Regions from separate parts of the Mus musculus genome. Here region 1 is linked to region 2. A link is a loop called in an ENCODE intact Hi-C map of the cell type or tissue named here. Cell type or tissue: left cerebral cortex. All regions are shown on one strand.

Evidence for each region. Hi-C counts contacts between places; a loop is a spot of excess contacts. Peaks named below come from ENCODE experiments on the same cell type or tissue, not always from the same donor. Only the 100,000 strongest peaks of a DNase experiment are listed, where the experiment ranks them.
Region 1: a loop joins it to region 2, with 5 times the contacts of the local background. A loop is called at or near these places in 4 of 42 quality-filtered maps.

What each region holds. Positions count from the first base shown.
Region 1 is chr2:70,109,540-70,117,539 of GRCm38, reverse strand. All of the region lies in intron 7 of Myo3b (myosin IIIB), which reads right to left. Among named protein-coding and RNA genes, the nearest start is that of Myo3b, 74 kb to the right of the region's middle. In left cerebral cortex, no CTCF peak of the experiment used is centred here; a DNase peak (open chromatin) is centred at 3,313.
Region 2 is chr2:70,033,802-70,041,801 of GRCm38, reverse strand. It overlaps Myo3b (myosin IIIB), which reads right to left and starts at 2,676. Exons shown (of 35, transcript NM_177376.4): 1 at 2,650-2,676; 2 at 2,462-2,504. The coding sequence starts at 2,656. In left cerebral cortex, a CTCF peak has its summit at 4,389 (motif pointing left); a DNase peak (open chromatin) is centred at 809.

The sequences.
Region 1 (8,000 bases), 76 kb before region 2:
GAGCCAAGATTTTAAGCTCTACTAAAAACAAAACAAACAAACAAAAAGACTTTTTATATTTAAGTTCATTTAAAAACTAATAGTGATATATTATTTAAAATATCATACAGTTAATATATTTGGAGTTATTTAAAATTTATATTGAGAAAAACGCATGTAAGGAAGAAGAATGTGATGTAAATCTATTTACTCAAAATATGTTTTTAAATGTTAGCAAATTCAGGTAAATTGAAAGTATGTATATTTTCTCATCATGATGCAATAAAACTTAAATCAAAATAAAATCTCTGCTCATGTGTGAACACAGGGGTTCATTGCTGTTGTTTATTTGCATGCTTGTTCGTTTAAGTTTTTCAAGACATTGTTGCTCTGTGTTGCCCTGGTTGTCCTAGAACTCACTCTGTAGACCAAGCTGATCTTGAACTCAGAGATCCGCCTGCCTCTGCCTCCTGAGTGCTGGGATGAAAGGTGTGCGCCACCATGTGCGACTTGTTGCCGTTTAATTTAGAAAGGGCAGAAATGTACAATTCTGAAGACAGGAAGCTCAAACTCAAGCACCCTCAGGGCCTGGCAAGAGCCAGCCCCTCATGGACTTCTTCCTGAATCCTCACAGGGCAACACCATTCTGAAGTCACTCCTGCGGCAGATACACCCCCCATGCCCCACCCCACCCCTGCCCCCAGCACTCCACTGCTAGTTCATCTTTGTAGGTGGTTTCTTTTCCCTCCTCATTCTACCTTTTTAAAAATCAATTTATTCCTCATATATTGCATCCTGATTGCAGTTTCCCCTCCCTCCTCTCCTCCCAGTCCCCCCTCCCTCGACATCCACTCCTCCTCCATTTCCCTTCAGGAATGAGCAGACCTCCTAGAGATATCAATCAAAGTGGGCATATCAAGTTGCAATAAGATTAGGCCCCTCCTCTCTTATTAAGTCTGGATGAGGCAAACCAGTAGGAGGACAAGGGTCCCAAAAGCAGGAATAAGAGTCAGCGACAAGCCCCCTCCCCTCTGTTAGGAGTCCCATAAAAACCCCACGTTACACAACTGTAATATCATTTTTTTTCTCTTCTCCCATTTTTCTGGTCAAAAATATTTAGTCAGTTCTGGGTTGAGAATTAAGGAATTAGTGACCAGAGTGTTGCTCAAGTAGAAGGGTCTGAGTTTGAATCCCCGGCACCCAAGTAAGAGTTGGGTGTAGTGGGGAGCGTCTGTAATCACAGCCCTGGGGGCTGGCCACAGGCGGATCCTAATGCTTTCAGGAATAGCTGGAACAGTCACCCAGGTTCAGTGAAAGACCTGTTGCAAAAAACTAAGATGGAGAGCCATAAAAGAAGACTTATGTCTGTCCTCCACACATGAGTACATACACACACGCACAAGCACATGCACAAGCACACCCACATACACACATGAACACTCACACTAGTCTTCAGCAACTTTTCTGACATCAGTGGTAACATGAGAAAGCTCCCAGTTCTCTTTTTTATCCAAACTAAAGCCATATCAATCAAAAATTTTTATTCTCTTAAAGTACTTTGTTTCTCCAGAATCTTCTTTTGGGGTTAATTCTTAATGTTTAGTGATACGTTGAAATATTACGTTTTCTTCAAGACTGTAGAGAGAGTGCATTATCAATACCAAACCAAAGCCTCTTACATCTGAGCCTGGTAAGTTGGAGCCATGTATCGTAAAGAACAGGCTTTCAGATACCATATTGCCCTCGTAGATACCACAGGGAGGTATCTCTGCTACTTGCTGTATGAATCTAGCAATGTACTAACAAGTAGCCACTAACCAAGGACACTGGCCACACCCATATTGCCTCTGCTAAAGGACTAATGTCATCTCTGGGATAGCCCCTGAAACCAGTGTATGTATGTAACCAGCCCTAACTCAGCTCTAGCCCTGGTCCAGCTGTAGCCCTGGCCCGGCTGCAGATTTCTTTGCTTAATCCCTGGAGCCCAGAGAATGAGAGAACTGACTTCAAAGCTGTCCTCTGATAGCCACGTGTGCACTGTGACATATGCACCCTTACACACAGCAGCAGCAACAACAACAACAACAACAATGATGGTGATATGAAACTATTTTAAAGTGCCCCCAAGCTGACGTCTCTTTGGATAACTGTTGCATTCATAAGTTATACTATAGTACCATGACTTGATGGATGAATTCTTTTAGAAAGTTGGTGTCTCTATTGCTCATTTTAGGTTGACATCAAGACGGGTACTTCTTAATGAAAATATTAACCAAACATAAACATTTTATTGAGAGCAGCAGTGCTCACAATTAAACTATTTCTTTTTCTTTTTGAGGACTTATTTCTTTTTATATGCATTGGTGTTTTGCCTGCCTACACGTATGTCTGTATGGGGATGTCACAGGAGTTACGGACAGTTGTGAGCTGCCGTGTGGGTGCTGGGGATTGCACCCTGGTCCTCCGGAGGAGCAGCCAGTGCTTTTATTACAACCCATCTCTCCAATCCCAACAATTTCTGTAGACTTAAGGAGGAGGACTTTAGGGACTGGGGTGGCTCCGATAATAAAGGACTTGCTGTGGAAGCATGAGAACCTGAGTTCAAATCTCAGCACCCGGCACATGAAGCTAGCAAGGTAGCATTTGTCTGTAACCTTAAAACTAGGAGAGTAGAAATAGGTACGTCCTTGGATCCCACCAGCCAGCCAGCCTATCCAAATTGATGTACACAACTTCAAGCTCTGACTTCCACATGTACGCAAATACATATGCACACACACACAGGCACACACGCACATGTGCACACACATGTGCACACACATGAATACATACAAATATATGTGATGATGCTGAAGAGTTTGGAGCTACATATCTCAGCTCCAATCCTCACTGTCCAAGGACAAAGAATGGTTACTGGCTGTGACGTATTTATCTCACCAGCAAGAAACATTAGGGCAGAAACAGCCACGCCATCCTTGGTGGGTCCCCAGGATCCTAAATCAAATAACGCTCATCAAAAGCACTCAGTGCCTCATGTGCAGCACGAAGCACTTGTTTGGGAACCAAGCTCACAAGCAGGAACTTAGGGAAAATAAATGGTAATAATGGCAAAAAAAAAAAAAAATTTACAGAACTGTAATGTTTTGTGGCTTTTTCAACCCTTCAACAAAAAATATCTCATTTCTCATTTCTATTCCTGGCGAGGCCAAAGGAAATGGCATTGCCGTATCATTTAGCTAGGAATGGCATAATTAATGAAGTCAAGAGTGGTTGCAAAAAGCTTGCGCTATTTCTGCATTGGTGTAAGATGGTTGTTATGGCAACCGTTCCTGTCAAGGACCCTGGGCAGGGCAGAGAGCATCGTCACAGCACATCTGTTTCTCCACTCTGCTGATTAGCTCTTGTTTGCAACAACAAGCAGATGGAAGTAAAAAGGGGGGAATTTTTTTTTCAGAAAAGAAGCAAATGTTTATTTTATTCAGGAGTCTGTTTTCTAATACAGAAACAGGGTGTTAGCTGCCTGGGGGGGGGGGGGATGCTGAGTACACCAGGTCTGGCTACACGGGATGCTTCTCAGTGGCTGAAACTGCAACATGAAGTCAGGCTGTACATTGCAGGTAGCAGTTTTTTTAAATGATGCCTCTCAAACTCCCATTTCAGAGCATCCTTCTGCCATACTTTTGTGTCTTGTTGGATGAGCAGGATAAACATGTTGTTTACCAGGAGCGCATCTCCCACACACAGCATCCCTTATGAACACCCTTGAAACCAAGCAAGCATGAGAATTATTTCCATCTATAAAATGGGGTTTGCACTCTCATACTGCCTGGGAACACAAATGGCTTCAGCACTTAGTAGATAAGCAGTCTGGGACACAGCATCTCCAAGCTTAACTTTGCTTAGTAGTGAGATGGGAAATAATCTCCATCATTGAGAATGAACAAAAGTGCATAATAAAAAGGCACCTATCAGAGTCAGGGTGTGGGAGCCAGTCCCAGTGAGTGAAGGCTTCCTTCCTGCTGGACGCATGCTTAGCAAGCTCCATATCCCAGAAATTCAACACTTAGCTGGCGTGTGGCAGCGGCCATAGAAGGAAGAGCTGCCTGTGCTGGCCTGAAGCTCTCTCCCTCCTCACCAAGGCTTTGCCCCTGTAGTTGGTTAAGAGACTGGGGATGTACCAGGCAGAGGCATGGTGTCTCCATAGCTGAGGAAAACTCAAGAGAATGGAGATATGTTAATATTTAATAGCTGCACACACCAGCTAAGTATATGGTGTCACTTCAGCACAGTCTACAGATAAAAACTCAATAAAAACTGATGTCATTTCTAAACACACACATACATATGCACACACACATGCACACATGCACAATGCATACATGAACACTTTCACATACACACACACATATGATATCTGTGGTCTCCTGATTTTTGCCTATATGTGAGACTTTTTTTTTTAGTATTAAACACGAACAACTATCTATTGTCTCTTTCCACTGCCTCCTTTTAATTCTGTTCAGTTTTTCCCAAGATGTGATGGCAACTCTGGTAGATTGTCAGCTACCCTCACCCATTACTAACACAAAGTAGGCTCTGCCTCTTTCTCCTACCCACAGGAAATTGTCAGGTGTTTGTTGGGTATAAATATGTGCTAAATGATACTAATGTAGATACTAGCATGAATTATACTGAAGTCTTTTAGTTCACTGAATCACAAAAGATAGATTCCAGCCATATACCCGCTCATATACCTATCCCATGTCCCTGGGCACTTGGCCAGACCAGGTATTGGGTTCTTCATAACACTCACAGTCGTACTAACAAGCATCTCACAGATGAGTCTGTGTGTTTATAAAATAACATATACAAACACTCTATACAAATGTAAGGTGCTGCCATTATATGAATATTACTGATAGAGAAACCAACCATCTGGAGGCAGTATAGGAGAAAAGAAACAATGAGAAGTTGTTTGTGTTCAACACACACAAAGGTACCTTAGCTAAAATCACAGACCAGACACGAGACAGGCACTCATGTGGTATGTGAGTGTGAGTGTGTGTTTGTGTGTGTGTTCACACACGTGTATGTCTGTGTGCATGTGTGTGTATGTGTCTATTCATGTGTGTCTGCACCCATGCATGTGAGTGCACATGTGTGTGTACAGTCACTCTGAACAAGCACCTGTGACATACAAGGCTTGAAGGAGAGGGGGACCCAAGCAGTTACCTGAGAGCCTTAGAACCATTGACACTGTGACCAAACCCCAGACTAAGAGAGGGCCCATTTCTGCGGTGCTGAGTTAAGTTAAGCTCCATGCCACTAGCAAACTTTCACAGATGTGCACATCTGACTCCAGGATTGGTGCAATGGAGTCAAGGAAGGCTTCTATGGAATCTTACCACACACGGTGCTTTTTCCAGGGGCTGTTGAAGTGCTGGAGTGACTCCTGCCTCTCAGCTCATCACAGGCACTGTGCCTATACATCCACCACCAAGGAAGTCCCTGGACAATAAAGTCATATAGCTCGTAGCAATCACAGCCAGGGAGACTTTGAAAACTGGAGTTTCAGGGCTGGGAGTGGAGCCCAGTGGTAGAGCATTTGCCTGCGTCCCAACCTCAATCTTCAGAATAAGAGAAAAAAAAAAAGATCTTGGACTTTGGTGACTCTATTGAGGGGCAGAATCATGAACTCTGGAATCTCCAACCCCTGGTCTTATCATATGAAAATAGTTTTCTATTGTCTAGATTATTTTTCTCATGGCAATCTAAAACATATTTTCTATGTAGGGACTCTCCTCCTCTTTTTCCTCCTCCATCTCTTCCTCCTCCATCTCCTCCTCCTCTTCCTCCTCCTCTTCCTCTTCCTCCTCCTTCTCTTCCTTCTCCTCCATCTCCTCCTCCTCCATCTCCTCCTCTTTCTTCTCCTCCTCCTCCACCTCCTCCTCCTCTTCCTCCTCCTCCGTCTCCTCCTCCTCCTCTTTCTTCTTCTCTTCAGCAATTTGCTCCCCAGCAGTATGTATCAGAGTATTCGCACCGTTAGCATCCTGCCTCACACACATTGCTCAGTTGACAGTGCTTTACCAGTATTTTTCTTTGTCAGCAGTGCCTACACCAGGCACCGAGGGGAAAAGGCTAGAGATGTTGATTATAGCTTCTCACAGCCCAAGTGAATTGTGAGTCTTGACATCTTGTCAACATTTGATTGTGATATGGTCACATTCTGTTAACTACCTGGTTCGTAGGATAGCCCACTTGAATTAAAATATCACACTTACATTGGTGTCATCAAAATAGAAGGAAATAATGGTTTAATTTCTCAGAAATAAAATAAGATCAAGGGTATTTTTGTGGTCTTTTAAAAATAAAGTATAGGCCATCTGCAAGTTTGATTCCACTAGCCTTGTTAGGGCAGGCACTGTTGCTGTATTTAATCTAAATCCACTTATTCACACAAACTGAAGGGAAAGCATATACAATCAATATTGCATTTAGGCTTCACATGCAGACAATGCTAATTTGAACCATTACTGATTGTACTTTTCAAAGACTGCATAAACGCTTGCCTCACTGATCTCACAAATAGGACGTTGTTCCTGTGGGTGTATATGCAGGGCCACAGAGCTGAGTGAAGCTTGGCTGGGGAAAGCGATACTCTATTTCAGTAATAAGGTATGAGGATGATGGGGGAGAAGTACAGAGGGTCAGAAAACCAAATAGAGGTGTGTAGCAGTGGGGGGACAGGGAACTGGGGGTAGCTACTAGGAAGTCCCAGATGCTAGGAAAGCAAGAGGCTCCCAGGACCCAACGGGGATGGCATTAGCTGAAATGCCCAACAAAGGAGAGAGCGAACCTGTAGAGACCATATCCAGAGGTTAGGCACAGCCCCCATTTGAGAAATGGGGTCACCTACTCATCTCAAAAATATTAGCCCAGAATTGCTCCTGTCTAAAAGAAATACAGGGACAAAGAGAAGCAGTTTGCTGGGATTAGAACAGGAGTACCTCCTTCCACATTATGCCACTCAACGAGCTGCACATCTTTGGTTAGCGTCCCTTTCAGGACACATCACTTGAAATCTAAGGAGGTATTTGCCAATCCAATAGCTTTGGTGCCTTCCTTGAGGTGCAGTCCATTCATCTGATCCCTCTGGCTTCCTCACCAAATGTTCATTCATCCAGCAAATATGCATTGAGCGCCTACTCTGGGCCAGCACTGAATGGAGAGTTTCAGGGTTCAAGTCCCCACCAAAGTTTCAAGTCCTGGGAGTCCAGACCCTCCCATACTGTGCAGAGATGACTTGTGGGCTAAGCGCAGGCTGGGTGTGAAGGCTGCAGTGGCAGGCTACTACCCAGAGATAAGAAGTAGGAGCCTCCATGTGGCCCAGGAATGTGGGAGGGAAATCCGTTGCCCACTACTGTTAGTGAAGGGGAAATTGAAAATAAACTTGGACAGATATAATACGGGATAGGAGGACTCTGCTCTCCTTCAAAGGAACCATGAGCCTCCGCCCCTGTGGGGTTCACCAGGTCCTTATGAAATGTGTATTTCTTCATTTTAATGTCAGTGGTTGCACTGTCACAAATGCAAACCTCCCAGATCACCTGGGTAACTAACTACCTGCCGTATAGTTTTAGTACCCACACTCATTTGCTATGAGACTGTGCCCGGCTCACAGAAAGCAATGGCTAGAAGCCAGAGGAGTTATTGTTCTCAAAGAGAGATCATGTGGACTGAAACGCAACCACATGGCAGTGGGTAGGGATCAGGTCAACACGTGGCATGTGGTATGCCAGACTCAAAGAACCCACACTTGTGTGCTGAGACACAATCGAGTGCTAAGGCATAAAACAATAGCCTGTCTCATCAAACTGCTGATTAGCAGGTCACTGGCTTTGTAGTTTTTAAATATTTTTAATGGGTCTATAAATATGTGATAAGAAGTTTAGATCTAGTTCCGAACTTTTAAACCTATTTAAGAAACGTTTACAATAAGTAAATAATGTAATCTGCCAGCTTTT
Region 2 (8,000 bases):
ACCCACACCAGGCAGCTCCTAACTGTCTGTAACTCCAGGAATCTAATGGGCCATCATGGGCACCAAAACTCATGTCCACACATTCACATGTAACATGTATCTACACATAATTTTAAAATAATAAAATAATAAAAATAAATATATTAACATAGTACATATTTTTATTATCTCTCAAACTAGTGAGTTTCCATAACATTTCTTCATGTATCCTTAGTTTTCACTTATCCAACCCCTACCTTCTCCTCGCCTCGACTCTTCTATCCCCACTCAAACCTTTAAACCCAGTGTAAGCTCCCCTTCTCCCACAATACTGTGTTTTACTGTCCTCTCTAGCTGAATTTTTACCCTTTATAAATCTTACCCTTTATGATTGGCCCCTGTTTGCCACAATACTGACCTGCTAATGAGATGTACCCACTGACACAATGGTGGTATGAGGGTTATGGGGGTAATTAATTGCTTTCTAATTAGACATGAGGGATTCTGATCCACAGAAGGGATCCTGTGCCTGGTGCTGTAAACCTGGCCAAAAGTCCATGGCTTAGGAGACCATAGTATGGAGGGCAGAATCTAGTGTTGTTTTGCTAAACGGCCATGCTACCAAACTGCATTCTGAATATGCATGTTTATACCCACAGATTTAGGCTGCTCTCAATTTTGGAGAGAAAGTTTCCCTTTTTATTTCATGGTAGTTAATATAGAAACTCATACCTTGTTAAAGTACTAAGTATAAATAACTCTTAGTGCCCACCTGTATCAGCCTCGCCTTCCAAGTCTCAGAAAACTTTACACATTCATAAGGGAATGCAGGAGCCAGCAGATGGAGAGGCAAGCTGTGAGCTGCTGACATCCACAGAGGATATCATCTATATACACTGTCTGTATCATACACACCAACTCGCAGCAGTCAAAATTCCAGCATGACCTGAGGAGGGGGACCTGAGACCCCACTGCTATCAAAAGAGCATTGATGGCAGTTGGTGGGGGCTGAGAGAGGGAAAATCACTCTGGATGGCCACACACCATTAATTGGACTTGGGAGTTATTGATAACAAAAGAAAAAGGGCGTGGCACTGGAAGAGACATGGGGGCTCAGAAGGGAGTAGTGGTAGAGGAATGTGGTAAGCATACATTGTATAAAGGCATGGGATTTTCAAAGAATAAAAAATATTTATTATTATTATTATTAATTAATTAATTTTAAGAAGCTTCCCGACTACGTGGCATGAAGACGCCCTCCCTCATCTTCTTTCTTCTGGGGATGACTGTAGCCAGCATAATGTCATAAGGCCACCCAAAAGCAGATATTATAATAAGAATAAGGAGATCCACAGGTCTCTCCCTTCACTACCCTAACAGCGCTCTCACCATGACCATCTTAAAGATGTGACCCACCCTCCACAAGCCTGTTGTTCCTCGGCCTTGGTGGAACAGGAAGTGGGGAAGGTGGGGATGGGTGCTATATAGCCTATAGCAATCAGAAAGGAGACTTCCATCCTTTCCCTATGCTTGGGATATGTCATGGGACTCATTGCAGGCCAAACATTTTGTGCTACAGAGCAAAACTCTGCATTATCTCATCTGAGCACCCAGAGAAGCGCATGAGCGCCCAAGGTCTAAGCAACAGGAGTCGAGCTCAGCAGAGGTTTGACTGTGGCTCTCTTGAACACGGCCTCTCAGTATCACTCAGGGAGGATGATTGCAAACAGCCTTGAAGAACAGAAACTTGGAAATTTCTGAGTCTGACAGCAGCAGGGCTGAGCCATTACGGAACACACCAGCCCTTGGGAGGCAGAAGCAGAGGGTGGAAGGTTTGAGACCAGCCTGAACTATATAGTAAGTTCCTTGCTAGCCTGAGCCACATAGATCTGTCTCAACGAGATCTGATAGAAAAGGGACTGGGAGGTTAGTGTCAAGAAGAGCACTTGCCTAGCAGTCACAAGACCCTGGGTTCAATCCCCAGTGTTTCATTTTCCCCTATGCATGCGCGCCAACACACACACACACACACACACACACACACACACACACACACACACATGGGCGGTTAGGGGTAAAGAACAAACTGTTTACCCAGAAATCTAGTTAGATGGCAAATGATTTTACAGGCTTAGTACTCACATGGAATTGCATTAAAATTCCTAGCTGTTGCTTAATTTTTTTTTAAACAAGAACGCATCAAATAAAAAGGGGGGGGGCTAAATACACAGGGAGTCATTTTCAATCACATTTAAATCAAATATACTGAACCTCACTAATTTTAACTCTTAATTTTAATAGTTGACATGATTTTGGTCTGCGTGTGTGTGTGTGTGTGTGTGTGTGTGTGTGTGTGTGAAATTTCTTTAGGATAAAAACAAATAAAGCAAAAGCAGAAAGGCTCCCCTGTGCCCTGCACATCTGATGGCTTCAGCCTGGTTCTCCCGAGTGCAGGAAGGAAGAGTTAGCCATTCTTTCTTACCCGGTTTTGTCTCCTGTGTGCTCACCGCTCACCTCCGAGGCTGCTGCAGGGGACAAACAAAAGCAGCATCAGGACAGACACCTGACACCGGAGCCCTTGACTGGTGTCAACCCACTGGGGTCTCCCGGGACACCAGGGTCTGGCATTCGTTTTCATTCCATTCCTGGCCAGAGCAGGAAGTGCCTTACCTGCCATTGTTCAAGCGGCCCAGAGATGGGACTAAACCCAGGGCAGGGAAGCCCTGCTCCCAAGCACGAGGATGAAAAGAGATGAATAATGAATAAGTCGCCAGAACTTGAGGCCGCTGGGAAGCAGGAGGCCTGGTAAAGAGGGAGAGAATGTTAGCGGGTCCTTCCTAAGGGAGCTCAGAGGGAGGAGGCCCAGGCTCTGTGCTGAAGCTGAGGCGCTACAACAAGCACCAACTCTGGATGGGAACCAGGCGTTAGAGTCCCAAAGATCCCAAGGGGCCACTTGTACCTGCTTGACCTGCTATGGATGTTGGGGCATCCATCAATGCCCCTCCCTGTGCTATTGGCTCAGTTCCTGGGAAAGCTTATTTTCAAAAGCATTTACTGTTGTAAGTGCAATTGCTCAACAAACCCTGTGGGTTTGCCCACATATCCTTCACGCAATGGGTATCTATGAAGCCCCTCTCTGTGCTGTCACTGGAACTGAGAAGAAGGGGGTGGGGGAGGCCTGAAATGTCTCCAGACAGAGAGTCCTAGTCATAAGCTAAGCACCTATGTTGGTGGCCTGCTCGTGGCTTAGCAGCCCAGGTTTCTCTTGAGAATACAAACTCACCTCCAGGAATTCATATCCAACATTCATCATTTATGTCCAAAGCCAGAATCCAAGCCAGCTATCTTCATGGCCCTGTCTGTCGTGACTAAGGGCATCCCTGGGTTTCGTTCAGCTTGGGTCTTTCTTGAAATCATATTTCTGAGTTAAGAGTCTATTTGGAAACAGAACTCAGGCAGTGATTCTAACAGAGATATTCATATTCCTTACTAAGCCCTGGGTGTCTGAACAACAAATGGGGAATTCTAAGGCATCCACTGCAAAAGACAGCCTCCGCCTAGCACTGGGTGAACCAAAGACTGGGGGGTTGTTTTACTTATCACAGGGTCCTGTTCTGTAACAAGGGCACTAGGTGCCCCATACTGGCCTTGAATTTGTGGTCAGTCCTCCTGGCTCAGTAATCCCAAGTACTGGGATTACTGGCACAATCCTCTAGACCTTGCTAATTTATTATTATTATTATTATCATCATCATCATTATTATTGTTATTATTATTATTTCTGATATTCTTAAGGTAGGTACCACAGAGCTTTACCTAACCTCTGAGAAGAGCTACAGCCAGCAAGTGCTAGCCCTTTAGGGACCCTTTGAGGCAGGTTCTAGAAGTATAGAGAAAGCTGGAACTTGCAGCCAGTAGTATGGCTGACATTATTTCATTAGCACACTTTGTTAACATATATTATGTTATGATATATGTTATATATTATGGAGCCTATTCATATCCCATGTTGCCATAGTAATCATGACCATAATATTATCCATCTTGATCCTTAGTGGAACCAGTCAACTTCCTCTTCCTATGTCTGTTCCATTTTCCCAGGACCTGAAGTTCCTCTGGTCCCCATCCTCTGGTTGCTGCTCTGTTTCCTGTGTGGTCCGTGTTTCCTCTCTTCCCATCTTTTCTGTAAAGCTCTTCTATCGGGTTCATCCTAAGCCCAAACTAGCGCTCACTGTGCATGGAGAAGAGTCCAGGGAACAGAGGACATCGCCATCACTGTTAATCTTGCCCACCAACTTGGTTAGATTGAGAAGCACCATGTTTTTGTCTATGAGTGGTCTCTGAGTGTTTTTTTTTTTTTAAGATGAATTTACCCTGGATGTGGACAGCGCCATCTGGTGGTCGGGTCCTGGATAGACTAAAAGGAGGGAACCAGCCAGTGGCCGGTCCCCCTCCTTCACAACTACCGTGGTGTGAGCAAGCTCTTGACTCTGCCGCAGTGCTATGCTGTGGTGAACAGAGACCTCTGAGACTGTCAGGCTCTACAAATCCTTCTCAAGTTGCTTCTACCAGGCATGCGGTCACAGCAACAAAAAGTCCAGCATAGCAGTAAGTCAAAACAAACCCAGAAGCAAGCTAGCAACCTGGAATTTGGATCAAAGGCTTCAAATTCTACTTCTAGAGCCCTCATTTTAATTTGAAAAGTAGCAGATTCATCCATCCAGCCATTTGTTAGTAACCTGCATGAATTCCAGGTGACAGCTCAGTCCTTGTGGTTCTGAATCATTTCTGCATGAATCATATTGATGCTATTTTCAAACACCTGTACAAAATCCCAAATTATACCTCTGAAAACAGGAAATATAATTTGCATCGAGAATAGACTGATTTAAACCCAAACACACCTGTGCTCCAGCTGAACCTTGTCCCCTGAGTCATGTTAGGTGAATGCGTTTTCATGGACTTGCAAGATTAATCATTGAAACTTTTTTTTTTAATTTCACTTCTATGAAGCAAAAAGTTTTCTGAACAAATATATTCCAATTTCCACGACAAAGCAAACTGACTATAACATCTAGTCTAGGAACTCAGAGTCACCAAAAAAAAAAAATATTGAGAACTGGTCCCATCTAGAAAAGACTTCAGGCTACAGGGATCATTTAACGCTATACTAAATGGGCCCAGAATTCAGTTTGGAGTTCTTAGGACCATTGCAATCATCATTTCAATTAGTCTCTTCACCTGCCAGTAGTTCCTGCCTGTCTACTTGCCTTCTCTCTTACATATCTGAGAGTTTAGACACTTTTAGAGCTTCCTGTGAAACTAGTGTGCATGACTTCTGGGTGTAGTGGGATAAGATGTAGCTGTCCAGGTGCGTTTCTGACAATGTGCCTGTGGTGAGTGACACAGGCCAACTCTTGTCCCAACCAATGTGGCTTCTTGGATGCTTTACTGTTCTTGCTTTGCTTTTCTTCATCTGGTTTCTGTGATCTGGTGTCTCTCATCATGTTCTACATCAATTAGGCTGGTGGCTTCTCTCTCTCTCTCTCTCTCTCTCTCTCTCTCTCTCTCTCTCTCTCTCTCCCCCTCCTAGAGTTAGTTCTATGTGCTTCACTCCTTCATCAAACATCACTTGAATGCATACAATATCAGTCACTTATGTCAATTAACTTAGGAAAATCTTCCTGGGTAGCAGGAGGCAGAAAAGCCCTAGGACACGGACACGGACACACACACACACACACACACCTCATTCTTACAAAAAAAATTATGGAACATGAGGCCTCTCCCCAGCCCAGAGAAAACCCTGCCCCACAGGCTTAGTTTGGAGTGGACCCATTGTCTTACAAGGGGAGTGCCAGCTGCCAGACCCCACAATCCTCAACCCTGAATAAGCGTCTCAAAAAGCGAGTCTCTCTTCCTCTTCCTTCTCTTCCTGAAGCCCCCATATTTCTCTACACCAGGAGAAACTCCCTTGCACAACATTCAGCACCATCTTGGGGAGTATTATCACTGGGTGAGTGAGATTCCAACCATTTAATTCCTTAAACAGCAGAAATCCCAACTGTTCCCAGGAGCCTGAGCACTGAGTCAGAAAGAGCCCTGCTGCTTCAGTCTTTTCCTGGCCCCTGACATAGAACTGCCAAGACACTGGGTTCCCCAGCAGCAGGGATTTGTACGGACAAAAGTCCTTTCCCAACTTTAATAGACTCCTATCTTCAGACTTTGCTCCCAGGATAGGGTGGGTGGTGTGTAAACAGCTCTTGAGTCTTTCCCACTGGGCCTCTCAGGCTCATCTGACCTAGTTCTACAAGTTCAAGGCAGAGGACAGAGGATAGTATCCAACCATCACATGGTCTGTGTCCTACCCCAGCTATAAATTCTACTGGCAGTATGAGACACCACCTTTGAAAAGTGCCTTTCCCCAGTAGATTTCATATTTACACACACACACACACACACACACACACACACACACACACATATATATATATATATATATATATATATATATATATATATATATACACATACACATACACATACACATAATTAAAAATGAAGCATCTAACCCCAAACACCAGGCCCTACCCACCTGGATCTCTGGGTTTAGCACTGGGTTAGCCAATCGCAGCCTGAGGGACACACAGCTACAACTACATCACTCTGTGGTTTTCTTGACAGCTGGCCAGCCTGCCCCCCTCACCCCCAGGTTGATGCTGCTTCCTTCCCAAGCTCCGCATTCGATCCAGCCCATTGAGTCCTGGCTCTGCCACCAAATCACTGCGCATTGGTGGAGGTTATTGCCCTTCTTTGAGCCCCTGTGGCTTCATCTATTAAGCTTGGGCAATAATTTATATCTCATGGTGTTAGTATCAACTCCTTTCGTCTCACTGAGGGTCATAAGTAACAGACCTAAGATTTGCCTTTTGAAAAACAACGCATTTATAAGCAGTCACTTTGCTCACAAGTCCGTCTATTGATCTCCGTTTGAACATTTAGTTAATAGAAAAGATTTCAGACACAGCAGGGGTCCTTTAAAGGCATTTTTCACAGGGTAGCTGGTTTTAAGGAGTCCCCAAATGCTTTGGATGGCAGACAATTAGCCTGCCTTTTGCCTGAGAAATCAGACTAACCACTGGCATTGCTTGGCTAATGGAGTCTTTTGTGAACTCTCCCTAAATGGGAAATCTTTAACTCTCTAGAAAAATCTCAATCTCATTTTTCTGTGGATTCCTAATATTTCTAAATAAGCATTGGCCCTCCGGGATTTTGTAGTCAAATAACCCAAATCAAACCAAGCTCCGTAAGAGGGGTAACAAGGTATGCTATGAGAATCCATGGGAAGGAACTTGCAGAATCAGTTTGGAATGGCTACAAAGACAAGCTTGCTATGAAGCAAACTTTGTGAGCCAGAACATATGGTGGTATGTTAGCCTATCTAGGAAGAAGTACCTTGTTGAGCTACTTCAAAGGTAAATGATGACCACTGCCTCCCCCACCCCACCCCCAAGTTGAATGGCACACTTAGAGACAGGGTCAGACAGAGCCAAATCCTCTGTGACTACAGAGAAGAGTCAAAGAAGACTTGACAGAAGGCAAGAGGCTGAGGAGGCAAGAGTCATTTCAGATATAAGACACTTTAGTCATAGACATTTCCTTCTTCCATTTCTGTACACCAAATAGCAGTCATCTTGGGATATGGAACTGAGAGCCCCCAGATCTATACTCTAATTACAAGATAGCTCTCAGCAAGTATATACTGCCCATGACAGCTGCTGCCTCTCCCTAATGATTATAAGGGAGCAAGAGTTCCAGCTTACATGCAAAGCCAGTGGTTAATAGTTCTTAAGTTTAGGGAAGCTCTTCCTTAAATTTAACCCATTCTCTCTTTGCAAGACTCGTCAACTCCCATTCTGCTCTCTATGGAGATGGGAAAACAAGTTGGTGCACAATTTCAAACCCTTCAGTAAATCACAGTATTGGACTCAAAAGAGGTGGCAGATATTATTTGGCATTAT